Linked DNA regions of Homo sapiens: region 1 is linked to region 2. A link is an interaction called in ENCODE POLR2A ChIA-PET data of the cell type or tissue named here. Cell type or tissue: A673. All regions are shown on one strand.

Region 1 (2,500 bases), 520 kb after region 2:
GTCATTTTCTTTGTGCACACCCCTGTGCGCTTCTTCCTGTCAGATTCTTCCCTAAGTATTAAGAGAAATAGGGGAAAGCCACAGAGCACGCTGGATTTCAACAAGTGGTCTTGTCTTTTTAAAGTTCAACACTTCTTGAACAATTAGCTCCTGGCTGTAGGACCAGTAATCCCTTAAACAGGCATGCTCTCCATCTAACAGGATGAAGTTCAGTAAAGCAGGGACTGCCCCTGGGGGCTTACAGGATGAAGACTCAAACTGGGAATGGCTTCCACCCTAAAACTGTTTGATCGCTTCAGTATCTCTTGCTTGCTAATAACACCTGTATGATCCTTTGTCCAGAGGGATGGATGGTGTTGAGAATGGGGAAAGGGGCCAAGGATCACAAGTGCAAAAAATATTGTTTATGTCATGTTTTGGAGGGAAGGTGGTGAGGAAAAGACAAATCTATTCATTCTGGATAATTAAAGGTGGTTTCATGCATTTTTAAAGCCACAATTTTATATCTAGGGTTGCTGTAGAAACCAACATCTCTGGAGAGGGAAGGAAAGAAAAGGAGAAGGAAGAGAGAGTTCAGTGGGACTTTTTTTCCATTTTCATTTTTATATAAAAGTGTTAAGACCACAATGAAAAAAGTTTTTTATCCATATATATAATAAACCAGTTTGTGAGCTACATAATTTGTCTTTCCCATCTTCAGAAATGTTCTCACATTAACAATGATTAGATAGCATCATGCCCAAAGACATTGGCCACACAATAAAACAAACAAAAAAACCCAGTACTATGATACAATTGAGGTAAAAGGGGAAACAAAAAAATTTAACATTTGCCCACAAATAATTTTTTTTCTTTTTCTTAATTTTGTCAGAAAAATACCAAACACAGTGATTTAAATTTAAAAAAAAAAAAAGTCACAAAAACCTGTTTTTAGCAGAAGTGAATGACCAATGGGCCAGCTCCTTGGCTCAGACGTGATTACTATTGGTTTTCCTAATTAATCCACAAATCCACAGGGAAGTGTAAGTCAACTTCAGGGGGGAGTGGTGGTATAAAATTAAAAAATAGAAACCAAATACCCCACCTGGTATGCCCCCTTTTCCCTAAGCCCCTTTACCCTCCCTCACATGTTCCCACCCTCACTCCACACCCCCTCATGACCCCAACACTCAAATCTCCATCAGATCTAGGTCAGCTTCTTCAAAGCCATAGAAAGACTCGGTCTCACTTTCACCCTCAAAGAGCTGGTGAAGACTTTCAGGCTCAATTGTCTCTTCAGGAGATGATCTGGGTCGTGGAGTGGAAGACTCAGAATGTTCCCCACTCAGCTTCAGTTGCTCCTCTAGGGAGGCAATTAGCTCCTCCTGCATGTCAGCATTTCTTGTAGGTGAGTTAATGTTGCCATCGGGGCCAGGCAGAACACTAGCCACCAGGAAGGAGCGCTGAACTAGCTCTGGACAGTCCCCAATGACACCTAGCACTTCACCCAGCCAGACAAGCACCAGCTGAAGCAGGACATCAGAATCACATGCAGTATCTGCCATTTCCCGAGCCTGTTCCTTCCATTTTTTATGCAGGAAGTTCTTGACAGTTCTTTTGATGCATACATCTAATGGCTGAATTTTGGAGCTACAGCCTGCTGGGACCACTGCAGGCAAAGTGCTAGAGGCACTAAGCATAGCCAGTACCTCTTCTGACAAGTGAGTGCGATGACAGTCCATCACAAGCATGCCTTTGCTGCGCTGGCAAGCTGTGTGCTTCTGCCACACTCGAGTTGACCACAGCTCCATGATCTCGTCATCACTGTAGCCACTCTCCTTTGCCTCTAGCAATATGGAGTCTGGCATGTTAGCAGGCTGATCCATCTGCCCTCTGTAGAAAACCAGGGTGGGAAGGACAGTGCCATCTGCCAGAATGGCTAGGACTACATCACACCAAGGTTCCCCTGTGCCCACTGTCTGCAGGGCATTCTCCTTTCGATCATCACTGCTCAGCACCTCTGTATCCAGGAACAAAGAGATCTCATCAATAGCCACAATCATAGACAAGGGTAAGTCCTGGTTGTGAATCTGCCGTTGTACAAAATCAATGAAGAGTCCTGCATTCTCTGCTACATCCTTAGGTAGGGTGTGGGCCACAGCTCGCCGGGCATGGGGAGTCAGGTGGTGCCGCAGCATGAAACGCACAGCCCACTCATAGGAGATCTTAAACCCCCCTTCCAAAGAACGTCCTATTTTGGTGGCCTTCTGGAACAAGGTCTCCTCATTTACAGGTAGCTGTTGTTCGCGCTGGGTTAGCACCCACTCAGCCAGTTTCTCTTCTGCCTCAAAGCTCAGATATTTGCCCTCTAGATTCTCCCCCTGGGAGGCCTGGAAACGTCGAAGCCAACGGCGAATACGTCGCTGGGGATTTCGGAAGTGTTCAGCTGCCTGTTCTGTATTGCAGCATAGAGCAAACAGTACTACTCGAAGCTTCTTCACAGACAGCTGCTCCTTTTTGC
Region 2 (2,500 bases):
TATAAGAAATTTGAAACAATACAAAAGCCCACCAACAGAGAAAATGGACTACTTGAGTACTCAGCAGCCATTAAAAAGAATAAAGCAGATTTTTTTTTTTTTTTTTTGATATGGAGTCTGGCTCCGTCGCCCAGGCTGGAGTGCAGTGGCACCATCTCGGCTCACTGCAACCTCTGCCTCCCAAGTAGCTGGGACCACAGGCGCACACCAACATACCTGGCCAATTTTTGTATTTTTAGTAGAGACGGGGTTTTGTAATGTTGGCCAGGCTGGTCTCTAACTCCCGACCTCAAGTGATCCACCTGCCTCAGCCTCCGAAAGTGCTGGGTTTACTGGCGTGAGCCACCATGCCTGGCCCGGTTATGACTTTTTTTTTTTTTTTTTTTTTTTTTTGTGAGATGGAGTCTGGCTCTGTCACCCAGGCGGGAATGCAGTGGCGCGATCTCGGCTCACTGCAAGCTCCGCCTCCCAGGTTCACGCCATTCTCCTGCCTCAGCCTCCCGAGTAGCTGTGACTACAGGTGCTCGCTACCACGCCCAGCTAATTTTTTGTATTTTTAGTAGAGACCGGATCTCACTGTGTTAGCCAGGATGGTCTCGATTTCCTGACCTCGTGATCCGCCTGCCGCAGCCTCCCAAAGTGCTGGGATTACAAGCGTGAGCCACCGCGCCCGGCCTGACTTTTTAAATCAAATGTGTCAAGTAAATTCTTCTGAGGAAAGAGGGGAAAACATTTTAAAGCATCACTAATCCTGTTGACAAGTAGTTCCCAAACTTAAGCATACATCACAATCACCTAGAGAAGCTGGTTAAAACACAAATGCCACAGGAAGTGGTGGTGCATGCCTGTAGTCCCGGCTACTGGGGAGGCTGAGGCAGGAGGATCACTTGAGCCCAGGAGTTTGAGGCTGTAGTGCACTGTGATTCACCTATGAATAGCCACTGCACTCCAGCCTGGGCAACATAGACCCCATCTCTTAAATACACACACACACACACACACACACACACACACACACACAGGCCAACACCCCCAAAATTTCTTATTCATTAGGACCAGGATAAGGGTCCAAGAGTTTGCATTTCTAGCAAGTCCCTGGGAGATGCTGTAATTCAGAGACCTGTTGCATAGACCAAAAAGTTGGCTACCAATCCATCCTCTACCACTCATGTGATCCTACTTAGAAGTTTTTACCTGAGGCGGGGCGTAGTGGCTCACGCCTGTAATCCCAGCACTTTGGGAGGCTGAGAGGGGTGGAACACAAGGTCAGGAGTTTGAGACCAGCCTGGCCAATATGGTGAAACCCCATCTCTACTAAAAATACAAAAATTAGCTGGGCATGGTGGCATGCACCTGTAGTCCCAGCTACTTGGAGGCTGAGGCAGAAGATCTCTTGAACCCGGGAGGCAGAGGTTGCAGTGAGCCAAGATTGCACCACTGCACTCCAGCCTGGGCAACAGAGCGAGACACCATCTCAAAAAAAAAAAAAGAAAAGAAAGAAATTTTTACCTGAGCTTTTAATGGTGGCTGTCCTGGCCCTGGCAGAGTTGTGGAAATATTCCTCCACTGATCTAGGCTCCAATTTAATCTAGTGGGATCATTTTCTCAGTATGGGAGTGTCTGAAACTTGATCCTGTTTCAATTGAACTATTCATGAAGCTTCTGAGTTCAGCGTGGGAGTGGGGAAGGGAGAGAGCTACCAACCACTCTCCTTTTGTGGGAAGAGGTTGATAAAAACAGAGGCTGCCAAGAGATGTACTTGAGTAGGAGGAGACTGCCCTGGCAACAAGTGAATGTAGCCTTGGATATCCGCTCTCAGAAGGTAGGTAACTACCCACATTGCCTTCCTGGTGGAGTTTTCACTGGGAGAAATTCCAAGAATTCTTCTGAGTTTAATAGCACCTTGCTATGAACTTGGGAAATCGTGGGGAAATGACTGAAGGAAGTAAAGAGCTTTATTATTATTATTATTATTATTATTTTTAGAGGCAGGATCTTGCTATGTTGCCCAGACTGAACTCAAACTCCTGGTCTCAAGCAACCCGTCTGTCTCAGCCCAAGACCTTTTTCGTTAGAGCTTTTTACGAAAAGTTAAACTTTCATCTGAGAAGGGATGTCTTGAGCATAGTCTCTTTTTGAGGAAAGTTGGGGGGACCTCTGATTAGTCCTATTAGCCAGAGAGTGTCTTTGATTTTAAGGATTATAGTAAAAAAAAGCTGCATTATTGTGTTTCTTCACCATCATCTCTCTCTTTGCACTAAACTTATGGCCAGGAGAGAAAAACTGGGTCTTTTTAGTATTTTGGTCTTCTTCAAGAATGGCAGGTCATTGCAGGTGGGAAGAATGAAGTGATCTGGAAAAGGAACACAGAGAAAGGAAAAGGTAATGGATCTTTCTGGAACTGAAAGTGGAATTGATGTTGCCAAGGATTTGTAAATGCCATTATTCTGATTCTTACTTTAGTAGGTCCAAATTTAACATAAACCAATAGCTTCACACC

The links. ChIA-PET counts read pairs that join two places held together with the same protein. Peaks named below come from ENCODE experiments on the same cell type or tissue, not always from the same donor. Only the 100,000 strongest peaks of a DNase experiment are listed, where the experiment ranks them.
Region 1: POLR2A ChIA-PET joins it to region 2 with 6 read pairs; 2 of 35 experiments call an interaction of 5 or more read pairs at or near these places.

The regions. Positions count from the first base shown.
Region 1 is chr1:151,403,633-151,406,132 of GRCh38, forward strand. POGZ (pogo transposable element derived with ZNF domain) reads right to left here. Exons shown (of 19, transcript NM_015100.4): 19 at 1-2,500. The coding sequence ends at 1,170. Among named protein-coding and RNA genes, the nearest start is that of PSMB4, 5.3 kb to the left of the region's middle. In A673, no CTCF peak of the experiment used is centred here; no DNase peak of the experiment used is centred here; H3K27ac peaks cover 392 bases.
Region 2 is chr1:150,885,492-150,887,991 of GRCh38, forward strand. It overlaps CTXND2 (cortexin domain containing 2), which reads left to right and starts at 1,645. Exons shown (of 2, transcript NM_001384189.2): 1 at 1,645-1,822. It also overlaps a transcript of LOC107985204 not described here. RefSeq lists an enhancer at 532-676 and a cis regulatory region at 604. In A673, no CTCF peak of the experiment used is centred here; no DNase peak of the experiment used is centred here.